Linked DNA regions of Homo sapiens: regions 1 and 2 are each linked to region 3. A link is a contact called in ENCODE Hi-C or POLR2A ChIA-PET data. All regions are on one chromosome and are shown on one strand. Each heading gives the region's core, a stretch centred on a gene start or an enhancer-like site at or near the end of the contact. The rest is flanking DNA. Distances are from core to core; before and after follow the strand shown. Region 1 has its middle 120 kb from the start of SVIL. Region 2 overlaps SVIL (supervillin). Region 3 has its middle 24 kb from the start of SVIL.

Region 1 (4,125 bases), core at 465-2,964, 98 kb before region 3:
CAGAATTTCTGGCACTTCCTGACATGTTACCCTGAGCAAACATTAAGCTCTCTGCATTTCCGTTTATTTATGTATAAAATGGGGATGATTATTGCATCTAGTTGTGATGTATATTAAATCAGATTATGCATGCGGAGTGGGTTAGTGTTCACCCCAAATTCATGTCCTTCCAGAAACTCAAACTATTACCTTATGTGGAAATAAGGTCTTGATAGACTTACTTTCTTAAGATGTGATCCTATCAGATTAGGGTTGGCCCTAAACTTAATGACTGGTGTCCTCATAAGAAGAGGGGAGGACACACACAGAGATGTCCACATACACAAAGAAGAAGGTCATGTGATGAAGGAGGCAGCAGACTGGAGTGAACCAGCCACAAGCTAAAGAATACCAAGCAGGGTGGCCACCACCAGAAGCTGGAAGAGATGAGGAAGGATTCTTCTCTAGAGCCCTCAGAAGGGCCATGGCCCTGCTGACACCTGGACTTAATTTGGTTTTCACTCATTTTTATTTAGTGATTAATTGATTGATACAGGGTCTTGCTCTGTCACCCAAGCTGGAGTGCAGTGACATGATCACAGCTCACAGTAGCTTTTAACTTGGGCTCAGGTAATCCTCCCATCTCAGCCTCCTGAGTAGCTGGGACTACAGGTGCATACCATCATGCCTGGCTCATTTTTTATTTTTTATTTTTATTTATTTATTTATTTATTTATTTATTTATTTATTTATTTTGTGATGGAGTCTCGCTCTGTTGCCAGGCTGGAGTGCAGTGGCACGATCTCGGCTCACTGCAACCTCCGCCTCCCGGGTTCAAGCGATTCTCCTGCCTCAGCCTCCCCAGTAGCTGGGATTACAGGCGTGTGCCACCACGCCCAGCTAATTTTTGTATTTTTAGTAGAGATGGGTTTTCACCATGTTAGCCAGGATGATCTCGATCTCTTGATCTCGTGATCTGCCTGCCTCAGCCTCCCAAAGTGCTGGGATTACAGGCGTGAGACAGGTTCTCTCTCTGTTGACCAGGCTGGTCTTGAACTCCCAGCCTCAAGCAATTGTCCCACATTGGCCTCCCAAAGTGCTGGGATTACAGGTGTGAGCCACTGTGCCCGGCCTGACACCTTGACTTTATATTCTAGCCTCCAGAACTATAAGAGAACAAATTTCTCTGTTTAAAGCCACCTAATTTGTGACACTTTCTTACAGCAGTCACAGGGAACTAGTACAGGAGGTAAATATTTAACCTGGTCCTAAAAGAAAAAAAAAATGTTTAACCTGGTCCTTGGCACAGAGAAGACACTCACTAATAATTAGCAATTTTGTTAGGTAAATGCAAACTTCTGTGCCAGTTATTCTAACTTGAATCTTTCTCCCTTGCAGTTCTAGTTCTACCCAATATTCAAACTAGTGCCTCCTACATCCCATTTTACCTTGCATTACACTTATATGAGTGTTTTAGCTCTCCTTCTGGCCTGCAAGTTCCAGGCGATGGAAACACGAAGCCTTATTCAGTTTCTGTGTTTATGACAGTCCCAAGCACTGCAGTAAGAAATATTTGAATGCTTACTAGGGATTGGGAGTAGCACTAGGCACGGGAGTTATAAAAGATGATTATGATGCTGTCTCTGCCCTTCAGAAGCTGGAAGGTTTGTCGGGAGGGTGATGGACAAATGAGTCACTGTGGGACTCCGGTAAATGCTATAACAGCCGCGGTGAGAGCCAGGGGAGCAGAGCTGACTCACCCTCAGGTGGGTGCACAGGTGAGACTTCACCCAGGAGACCACTTTTCAGCTGAGGCTTAAAGTGTTACAAGCAGAGTTCCCTTGGTGGAGAAACAAGAGATCGCCGGGGTTCCAGGCATGTGCAAAGACCAGAGTGTGATGGCCCAGTGGGCACCACTGAGGAGTTTCAACTCTGTCCTGCAGAAATAAGAAGAAACCACAAGTGTAATCACATTTAAATAGATTCTTTTGGGGCAAGGCCAACTGTCATTCCTTGAAGGAAGTGCTTACTGAAAAGCCTTAACACACCAGGCATTGTCTGGTTGGCTGCTGGTTCATTTGGGGTCATCCCCTCTTTCCTGAGTCCTTGAGTCACTCTGAAATCAAAGGGTAGCTCCTGAAACTTCTCATGAGCTGTGCCACGGTGACATTAGGACAGGAATTGGGGGTGGAAGTGAAGAACTGAGTGGGCAGGAAGGTCTGGAAGAGCCCAGCAGAAATAGGACATGACTAGGGGGCCTAGACAGAAAAAGTAGTGAGCAGAAGAGAAAAAGAGGGCAAATGAAGGTAAAAGTTCACTTCTCTCTCCGTGAACTTGGAAAAGACCTGGCCCTCCAGTGAGAAGTGGGCTGGGCAAGAATGAGCTGCTCAAATCCCTAGGAGTTCTGGAAAGGTGGGGGAAAAAGAGATGACAGCCTGAGAAATCATACCAGGGCTGAGAAGAGGAGGGAAAGTCTCTCAACTAAGAGCTGAAACAGAATTCCTAGCTTGTCTCATGACTTAGCACTAACAATGAGGTCTCAAGATGGGTGAGAGAGTGGATGCCGGCCAGGTCTCCCACCAAGTCCACAGGGCATCGGCAGAGGAAAGCCTGTTTTGCAGATTGAGATTTCCCATAAATTGTTACTCCTTATATGTATTTTACTCACAATTTGTCTCATCAACTTTATCAAAGTAAAATTTTAGTGCAATAAAATACCACCATTTAAAATGTATGCTTGTAATCCCGGCACTTTGGGAGACTGAGGTAGGAGGATTGCTTGCAGCCAGGAGTTCAAGACCAACTTGGGCAACATAGCGAGACACCATCTCTACAAAAAAAAAACAAAAATTGTTTTAAATTATCCCTGCATGGTTGTGCACCCCTGTAGTCTTAGCTACTCAGGAGGCTGAGACAGGAGGCTCCCTTGAGCCAAAAAGTTCAAGGTTGCAGTAAGCCACGCGTGACAAAGTAAGACTCTGTCTCAAAAAAAAAAATGTACATCTGATGAGTTCTGACAAGTGTATATACTCAAGTAAGCAACCGCTACAGTCAAGATGCAGAACAGTTCCTTCACCCCAGAAAATTCCCTTGTGTTGCTTCCCAGCCAATTCCCCTCCCACTCTCAGCTTCAGGCAACCCCTGATCTGCTTTCTGTCCATGTAGATTAGATTTGTCTTTTAGAGAATTTCATGTAAATGAAATCATACATTACATAGTCTTTTGTCAGCTTGGCTTCTTTCACTCAGCATAATGTTTTCGAGATCCACCCATGTCACTGTGTACATCAGTAGTTTGTTCTGTTTTTGAAGGCTAACATTTCATTGTATGAATATAGCTCAGTCTGTTTATTCACCTGCTGATGAAATTAGGGTTGTTTCCACTTTTTGGCTATTATGAATTAAGCTTCTATGAACATTTGTCTACACGTCTCTCTGTGGACATGTTTTCATCTCTTTGGTGAACATCAGGAGTAGAATTGCTGGATGTATTTCTTAAAGTGCATCATTAACTTTTCCACAGTATTTCACAATGTGAGTTTCCCACCACCAACGTCCACGAGGTCCATTACTCTGCATTCTTGCCAACACTGGCTTTGAACTTGATATGTCCTTTTAATTTTAAACATTTTAACGGGATGTATCGATGAAAAGAGTCAAACTCTGTAAAATATTCAAAGAGATTTATTCTGAGCCAAATATGAGTGACCATGGCCCCTGACATAGCCCTCAGGAGGTCCTGAGAACATGTGCTCAAGGTGGCCAGGGTACAGCTTGGTTTTATATATTTTGGGGAGGCATGAGACATCAATCAAATAACTCAGAAATAATGTTGGTTTGGTTCAGAAAGGTGGGACAACTCAAAGCAGGGGGTGGCTTCCAGGCTATAGGTAAATTTAAACATTTTCTGATTGACAATTGGTTGAGTTTGTCTAAAGACCTGGGATCAATAGAAAGGAAATGTTCAGATTAAGAAAAAAGATTGTGGAGACCTGAGGTTCCTTCAAAGTCTCATAGTGGCTGCCCTTAAAGACAATAGATAACAAATGTTTCCTATTCAGATCTTTAAAAGGTGCTAGACATTTAGTTAACATCTCAGGATTGGGAGGGCCTGGAAGAAAAAGATCTAGCTATGTTAATAGAGATT
Region 2 (4,476 bases), core at 1,977-4,476, 100 kb after region 3:
TTGAATTGTAGCTGGTGAACCTAATTTTGAAAAGCATTCTTATTCTTTTTTGTTAAGAAATACACACTGAAGAATTTAGAGATGAAGGGGCCTCATGCTGCAATTGACTCAAATGGTTCAGAAAAAATACTATGTAAATATGTATGTGTATGTATGTACATAGACACATATGCACATGTAAATATACTTAAGAGAAAGAAGAATAAAAATAAACCCAATATAGTAAAATGTTAACATATTGTGAAGGATATCTCTTACATTTTCTGTACGTCTGATATTACAAAAAATTTTTTTGAAGTTTTAAAAGAACACAAACCTTCAAGATTTTCAACCAGAAGGCAACTTTGGTAGAACTGTAGGTAGGCTTTATAAATAAAACAACAGCGTTACAACATAGATTTCCACAGCAATGGTGACTTTCATGCATGATGTTTTTAGTATTGGCTTTATGCTATTAATAGTACAAAAACATGTTTTATATGATTAATAATATAAAATAATATAAAACATGGTTTATATAATAATATAAAATATATAATATAAACCATATTTTTTATATATATATATATATTTCGAGGCAGAATCACACTCTGTCACTCAGGCTGGAGTGTAGTGGCACAGCCTTGGCTCACTGCAACCTCTGTCTCCCGGGTTCAAGCAATTCTCCTGCCTCAGCCTCCCGTGTAGCTGGGATTACAGATACATGCTACCAGGCCTGGCTAATTTTTTGTATTTTTAGTTGAGACGGGGTTTCATCATGTTAGCCACACTAGTCTCAAACTCCTGACCTCAAGTGATCCACACACCTCAGCTTCCTAAAGTGCTGGGATTACAGGCAGGAGCCACCATGCCTGGCTATTATTATTAATAATAATATAAAACAGATATGTAATATAATACACATTAATTATATTACATGTTAGTACAGACATGGGGAAAAGAGGCAAAACTCAAAATGTCTCTCTGTTGCTTCTTTTTGTCTTGTACATCATTTCTTATAATCCCGTTTCTGTAGGAATGAGGCATATCTTGGTAATTAAAAATATATTTGCTAGAAAGAATAGACTGAGAGGTCATCATTTGTTTGCTGGGGAGACTTTTTTATTTTCCTTTTAAAATTCACTATAGATTTTCACTAGGAATTAATAAGCTCACCAATACATTTAAAGGACAATTTAATTTATAAGCTCATTTAATTCCTCAGTGAAATGATCAGAGAGGACCCTAAGGTGTCCCTTCAAGTACCCACTATGTTGATGGATTCTAGCTTCCAGGAGCAATAGGCTTGGCATAGCTTTGCGTTGAATCTAGGCTTGACTGAAAAGAGTGCAGTGCTGGGCTAGTGGCGTCTGTACTGTGTAACCTAGGGCCTGGGTGTCTAAGGCACAGGCTGTGTATTTGAAATTCTAGTACTGGGGAATCAGTGATTCTCAATGGTTCTCAATTTAGGGCAGTCCCTAAGGGGCTTTAGAAATATATGAGGATATTTTTGTGTCACAGCAAATGGGGGTGATTTAGCATCACTATAAGAACCTGGGACATTCAACATCCTGCGGCAGAGCTCACAGCAAAGCCACTTCCCATTCAGAAGCCATTAGCGCCCCCATAGTGATCTGGGAGCTCTCCAGAGCCAGCCTCCTGAGCCCATGACCCTGATGAGGTCCATCTGTGTGTCTGCTAGATCCTATCCTGAGAATTTCTCGTTTTATGCCCAGAAGTGGATGGCTATCAGAGGGCAGTGTTCACTGGAAGGGCAGTAGGAAAGTCTACCTTTCCTGTGGACAGGAGGCTTGCACAGTCTCCCAACTAGATCTTTCTTTCTGGAATATGGGAAATAGAAAATAGCAGGAAGCAACATGTTGCTTTGCTTTTCCATGCACTGTTGTAATCTTTTTTTAAAATGCCTTTAGTTGCATTTCTATAGAAAAATTTTAAAATTAATTAAAATTTGGATGAAATGAAAGTGATTTTCAGCAGTCTCTAATTAGAACCAAGAAAAGTCTATCTTAACTTTTTCCAGTGGAAGTTACATGATACTCGGTTTATTAACGGTTTTGATACTTATCCAGTTGAAATAATGTGGGGCAAGAAAAGGGACATGTTAGGCCAGGCGCGGTGGCTCACACCTGCAATCCCAGCACTTTGGGAGGCCAAGGCAAGCAGATCCCTTGAGCCTAGGAGTTCAAGACCATCCTGGATAACATAGCGAAACCCCGTCTCCACAAAAGACAACCAAAAGCTAGCCAGGCGTGGTGGCACATGCCTGTAATCTCACCTACTCGCGAGGCTGAGTTGGGAGGATCACTTGAGTCTGGGAAGTTGAGGCTGCAGTGAGTCGAGATCGTGCCTCTACACTCCAGCCTGGGTGACAGAATGAGACCCTGTCTCAAAAAGAAAGGGAGGGGGGAGAAAAGAAAAGAAAGGGAAGGGGAAGGCAGGGGAGGGGAGGGGATGTGATTATGCTACTCAGGACCCTATTAATATTTTCTATTTCTCAGTTAGGGTTTGAGGCATGGGTTCAAGTCGTACCTTTTAGGCACCCTTGGAATTTGGTTTTGATAGCTTCTTGAGTGGTCTTTTGAAAAATAGGGCTCCACTTTCCTCTTTGGGGTTTAAATAATTAAAACCCTTTGGTTTTTGTCATCCTTGAAAATATTTTCAAAATATGTCCTACCAGCCATTAAAGTTGTATCACCATAATCCCACTAGGGCTAATTTGTTGACAGGGAAGCTGTTGTTATTGACCAAGCCTCCTCTCCCAAGGCCGCATGGCGGGGTGCACCATTCTCATTATACCCCTGTCTTCTAAATAGGAACATGATTAGAACAAGGACTTCTCTGCCTCCAGCTACTCTGATTCCTGGGGAGGCCAACTGGGAGACCTTTTTGAAGTCAGAGGGAGAGAGGTTTTGTTTTTTTGAAGCCGGCTATCTCAACAAAAGCCAATTCAACTGAAGTTTTAAGGTGGCTATCACTTAAAAATAAATGAAGAAAAACAAGGCTTCTATCCCTGAACACAAAGGGCAATATAAAACTTTGTGTGTGTGTATGCGTGCATGTGTGTGTGTGTAGTTTTGACTCATTACTAAAAATTACCACTTAGAGAAAAGAAAATGGAAATTGAAGCAGTCAAACATCAAATTCCTTTGAGTTTCTCCTGTGACTCAGCCTTTCAAAACTTTTCATTGGCCCTGGCCCCAGGCTGTCCAGCCACCCCTCTCTCTTTCTCCCACCCCATTCTGAGTCCTTCATAGGAGTCACTCAGATGCGCCCTTATGAATTTAAGCTATTGAGGAGGAGGCAAAAAGAGAGACCTTTATTCTCCATGAACTTTGGCCATTTCTCCAAAGAAACAGTTGTCTGGCATCTCAGTAATATCCTTGTAGTCAGTATCATGTGAGAATCTCCCAACCTCAGCACAGCGTTTGTTCTGTTTCTCCAGTGCTGCCAGAAACATTGGGGTAATTACCTTACCCATCATCCACCTAAATTATAGCAAGGAAACCATTGTTAACATTTGCTTCCAGTGAAAGCCTGTGCAGGGAGGCGGAGGACCTGTGTTCATCTAAACTGTAGCTAATTGAAGCGGCCACTTTAGGCACTGCTGGAAACACAATCAGATAGTTACAGCCATTGACAAATTCCGTGACAGGGTGGAGGAGAAGCGGCTGTGAGTTCATGCTTGTAGCTTGCCGATGGCCCTGTGGGGTTCACACTCCTAGTCTATACTTCTGTAAATGATTTCCATAATAGAAGCTTAGAATACTTTGTTAAATCAAACAAAAGTTAGAAACAGTTGCTGAGATTTCTGCCTAAAATACTTTCCTAGAGAAAGCTTGCTCGTCAGGTCTCCCTTGATTCCCCTAGATGAAATAAAACCTTCTGCCTTACCCTGTAGGATTTTACTTCTTAGCCAACCTATATATGTGACATATACGTGAGTCACATAGCTAGGTGTTACAATATATATACAACAAAACATTCTATTTAAATTATTTTAATGTATGTGATTTTAAATATATTACATATATATTTCATATTAAACAGTATGTTGAGTGAGCATGTCTTAGCTTTGCCTTGATAACTCTGTCATTTTTATGGGCATCAAATATTCAGCTTGACCTTAGAAGAGGATGATGCGTCCTAGGGTGTGTCCATGTGTGTGTGTGTGTGTGTGTGTGTGTGTGTCTGCACACTCTTATTCATTTGGCATCTGCCTCCCCTACTAGGAAACAGTTTCCAAGAAAGCAGGAACTTGGTCAGTTTTGCATGTCACTGTGACATAGGAATCAAGAACTGAAATTTGCAGTTCAATAAACACGTTGCATGAGTGAATAAAATGAGCGCACGACTACTAAATACTATATTTTGTTCTTTTTTGGTTTTCTTCCAGTTGCAGAATTAAGACAAATCTTTGAACCAAAGAAGAAAGAATTCTTAGAAATGAAAAGGTAAGATCTTTATAGTGGGAGTTAG
Region 3 (4,193 bases), core at 461-2,960:
TTCTGCTTTTATTCCGGTTTGACTCGTTTCTCGAACTTCAACCTGTCCCTAAATTTGGACCTTTTCCTGTTTGTATTCTTGCTTTTTTATTTTTCCTAAATGATCCTGACTGCATGAAAGCTGGTTGATGGTGGGGTTTTCCTGTCAATATATTCTGAAGTTTTACTCTCTAGTGACTGAGGTTTTCCCTTTGTCTTTAAGCAAACCAGATTTCTAGGACTCAAGTGTTTCAGGCACAGGCTTTTTTTTTTTTTTCTTGTGAGACGGTGTCTTGCTCTGTCGCCAAGCTAGAGTGCAGTGGCGCAATCTCGGCTCACTGCAACCTCCGACTCCCTGGTTCAAGCGATTCTCCTGCCTCAGCCTTCCGAATAGCTGGGACTACAGGCATGTGCCACCACACCTGGCTAATTTTTGTATTTTTAGTAGAGACGGGGTTTCACCATGTTGGCCAGGATGGTCTTGATCTCTTGACCTCATGATCCTCCCATCTCAGCCTCGCAGAGTGCTGGGATTACAGGCGTGAGGCACCACACCCGGCCCAGGCACAGGCTTTTTAAACTCCTTCTTTGTCCCTGAGCTCATGATTTCACTGCAGATTTTCTTCTATCTGGACTCACAGTTGTAGAGCCCCAAGGCGATTGCTGTGCACACTATGAGTTTGAGAGCCCATGCTCCAGAGGTCAGGAGGGGAATGAGCCAGGGGAAGACGTGAGCGTCTGGGCAGAGATTAGCACTCTCTTTAAGAAGAGGGAGGGATGAGAATGTTTCTATTCTGCCCTTTCTTCTTGGCTTCTTGTGATTCTCTTGGCCCGTTCCCCCCACCAGAATTTTGCTCTGTGGCCTAGGCTGGAGTGCAGTGGTGAGACCATGGCTCACTGCAGCCTCCACCTCCCAGGCTCAAGCGATCCTCCCACCTCAGCCTCCCTAGTAGCTGGGAGGTGTGCAACACCATGCCTGGCTAATTTTTTATATTTTTTGTAAACACAGGGTCTTGCTATGTTGCCCAGGCTGGTCTCAAATTCCTGGGCTCAATTGATCCTCTCACTTTGGCCTCCTAAAGTGCTGGAACAATAGGTATGAGCCACCCCACCCTGCCTTTTTAATTTTTTTTTTGAGTCAAGCAAGGTGTTGCTTTGTTGCCCGAGCTGGAGCGCAGTGGTACAATCGTAGCTCACTGTAACCTGCAACTCCTGGGCCCAAACAATCTTTCTTCCTCAGCCTGTTGGGTAGCTGGGACCATAGGCAGGCCCAGCTAATTTTTAATTTTTTTGTAGAGACAAGGTCTCACTGTATTGCCCAGCTTAGTCTTGAACTCCTGGCCTCAAGCCATCCTCCTGCCTCAGCCTCCCAAAGTGCTGGGATTACAGACATGAGCCACTGTGCCCAGCCCCTGTTTTCTTTTTGAGTAGTTTTCTTTTTCTTTCTTTTGTGGCTGGTTCAATAAGAGGGTCTCCTTTTCCTAAGCAGGCAAAGGATTTTTTAAACCAGTTTGGAGCCCTAAGGAGGAGTCCCAGGGGAAAAAGAGAGGCTTACATTGATCTAGCCCAGTTCTCAAGGCATCAAAGCTTTTTAGTAATAAAGAGATTTGTGGAGGAAAGGGAAAATGATTTTTTTTATTGTTGGAACAAAAAACGGTCTGCTTAAACCCAATAATTTGTCTGTGTTTACCGCAACCATCTCTGTGGCTTACAAGAATGAGTTCATGACTGTCTGAATTCCACCAGGCAGTGGTGACAATAATTTATTTTTTAACCTTGTGGGAACTTCACATGGGCTGACTCCCCTTTGACCCCGCACCCATCACAAGATGATTTTTTCCTAGAAGTTGCCTCTGGGGCTGGGCTTCTGGAGATGAACCCCATTCTCTCTATGCTGGATAAACCAGGCTTCTGACATCCTTCCTGTGGAATATTTATAAAAATGAGCGCCAAGGAATTCAGCTGTGGTTTCTTGCAATGCCTGGTGTGGTGCCAGCTGTTGCCCAGTTCAGAGCCCTCTGTGCTTGAGTGAATTCTTTTCTGACTTTTTCCGGCGGTAAGAATACAAGGAAGTGCTGAGTAGACAACAGAGAGGAGATGAGAAGATGGAACTCAATAGCCTAAGACAAAAGACTTCCCAAAGCCACGCTTGTTAACCACTAACCAGCTGATAAACGAGGGGCTTTCCTCTGTAGTCTGGGATTGCAGGGCTGGAGCCTTCTGTGTTGGGGACCTCTCCCAGGCTGAGTCATTAAGAACCACACAGAGTGTCAACCCTCGAGTCTAAAGAATGACTCTGTAACCTTGTGAGTCATCTTTCATACAAATTGCACCTCGTCAGGCAAACCACAAGGGGAAATGCATGTTTGCCTTAATTCTACTCTGGTACATTCTAGCATAGGTGGGGTTTCCCCTCACTCTTTGAGGAAAATAAATGCAGAGATTGTCTCTGCCTGGAATGCTTGACATAGACCAAGTCATAGCCAAATCACTCACCCTGATGCCTTCGGTGAGTTATTCCAGTCTCCTAACTCTCCACCCAGCATGTCTTTTTCTGTGGAATTGGGTCTTTGTTAGTTCCATCCAACTTCGTGATGAATTTCAACCCATTTCTTATTTTCTCAGTTGTCCCTTTGTGGCAAGGCTGCTGTTCCCAAGCCTCCATATTTGTTCTTTTGTTTTTAATTTTTTTAAAGACAGGGTCTTCCTTGTTGCCCAGGCTGAAGTACAGTGATCCAAACATGGCTCACTGCAGCCTTAACCTCCTGGACTCAAGTGATCCTCCTGCCTTGGCCTCCCATGTAGCTGGGAGCACAGGAGCACACCTCCACGCTCAGCTAATTTGTTCAATTTTTTGTATAGACAGGGTTTCACTTTGTTGCAGACTGGTCTTGAACTCCTGGCCTCAAGCAGTCCTCCCACTTCAACCTTCCAAAGTGCCAGGATTACAGGTGGGAGCCACCATGCCTGGCCATCCCTATATTTGGATCTGATTTTAAATTTGAATTTAGAAAGTACTCATATTTACCAAAAATGATTCTTGCTTATAGACCAAATAATACAATTTTAGTCCTCCCAGAAAAATAAGAGCTTTGGAGAACCATTGCATAGAAATGACTTTATTCACTGAGTTTACGATGAATGGGAAAAATGCATTCTTTTATTGAGCACTTTTTATAAGAGGTTTAAAAAGATACTTTAACCACTGCCTGTAATCTGTAGTTGCTGATGTTGATGAGTATTTGAAAGGGAAAAAGCTCTTTGGAGGCAGCAGATTAATCACAGCAGAGTATCCAGTTTCATTCGTACGTGTGGTTGTCTTGTATTGTTTGCTATTTTCTTTCTCAGATTTTTCAGTAGAGACTTTGTCCTTTTTCAGAGAGAGTTCAAGTGGATGGCCTTGAGGACTTGAAAAGCTGAGATATGATGATTTTGAAGTCATTTCACATCGAAGCCATGATTTAAATATCGGCGTTAAGGTAAGTATTGAGGAAAGAAATATGACACTTTTGTGGTTAACACATTATTGGCTTTGCTTGCACTGTTAGAAGAGATTAAAGCACATTGTGAAGGGTGATTTTGTTTGAATCATGTTCAACAAACCAGAGCTCGAAGAAGATTAAAGCGGCCTCTGTGATGCGGTGTGGAACCATAGACATACAGGAGAGCTGAGCCACTGTGATGGTTGGAAATGTCTTCATTTTTCCTCGATGGTCATGTGTCCCAGTGTGCCCTTTATGAACTTCAGGAAAGAACAGGAAAGCTTACAGCTGTGGTTTTCTTTCTGAGCTGAGCCGTGGCTATTAGGGAGCTTTCGGGGAGTGTGAATTAGATAGGACCTTTACATAGGAGCAGAGCCAGCCAAAGGAGTGAGAACAGGAGCACCCTTCTGGAAACTGTGCTATTTGACCTGCCTCTCTGGAGCAGGAGTTCTCAAAGTGTGTTCCCTGGAACACAGCTCCCTACACCACTAATACAGTGGGGACCTGGGTCAGAGGATGGGTCTATGCCTAAGTGCGTTTGGAAAGCATTGGATTAAAGTTAAATGACCTTCTTCAAAACTAATGAGCTTTGTGAATCTTGATGGGTGTGAGTAGTGGGCAGTGCTCACCAGAGTTCCATGGAACTATTTTCTTGTGAGGCATCTTAAGACCAGTGTTCCATTTGTTCATTAAATATTGATTGCGCACCAGCCATGGATGGTGTTAGATGCTA

The links. A loop is a pair of places that touch in the nucleus more often than their neighbours do. ChIA-PET counts read pairs that join two places held with the same protein, here RNA polymerase II (POLR2A). Pooled maps may share reads with other maps.
Region 1: a pooled map shows a loop between it and region 3 (7-fold over the local background). The contact joins two enhancer-like sites. A Hi-C loop is called at or near these places in 2 of 50 pooled maps. POLR2A ChIA-PET finds 5 or more read pairs at or near these places in 6 of 52 experiments (Panc1, T-cell, activated CD4-positive, alpha-beta T cell and 3 more).
Region 2: a loop to region 3 is called in a pooled map, with 4 times the contacts of the local background. The contact joins two enhancer-like sites. A Hi-C loop is called at or near these places in 2 of 50 pooled maps. POLR2A ChIA-PET finds 5 or more read pairs at or near these places in 2 of 52 experiments (H1 and OCI-LY7).

What each region holds. Positions count from the first base shown.
Region 1 is chr10:29,755,665-29,759,789 of GRCh38, reverse strand. No RefSeq gene overlaps it. Among named protein-coding and RNA genes, the nearest start is that of SVIL, 120 kb to the right of the region's middle. Within about 2 kb of position 1,714, at least 8 of the 41 ENCODE cell types and tissues checked have a DNase peak (open chromatin) inside an H3K27ac peak, as active enhancers do.
Region 2 is chr10:29,555,026-29,559,501 of GRCh38, reverse strand. It overlaps SVIL (supervillin), which reads left to right. Exons shown (of 38, transcript NM_021738.3): 4 at 4,394-4,451. The coding sequence starts at 4,444. Among named protein-coding and RNA genes, the nearest start is that of MIR604, 12 kb to the right of the region's middle. Within about 2 kb of position 3,226, at least 4 of the 41 ENCODE cell types and tissues checked have a DNase peak (open chromatin) inside an H3K27ac peak, as active enhancers do.
Region 3 is chr10:29,657,233-29,661,425 of GRCh38, reverse strand. It overlaps a transcript of SVIL not described here. Among named protein-coding and RNA genes, the nearest start is that of SVIL, 24 kb to the right of the region's middle. RefSeq lists an enhancer at 1,691-2,890. Within about 2 kb of position 1,710, at least 25 of the 41 ENCODE cell types and tissues checked have a DNase peak (open chromatin) inside an H3K27ac peak, as active enhancers do.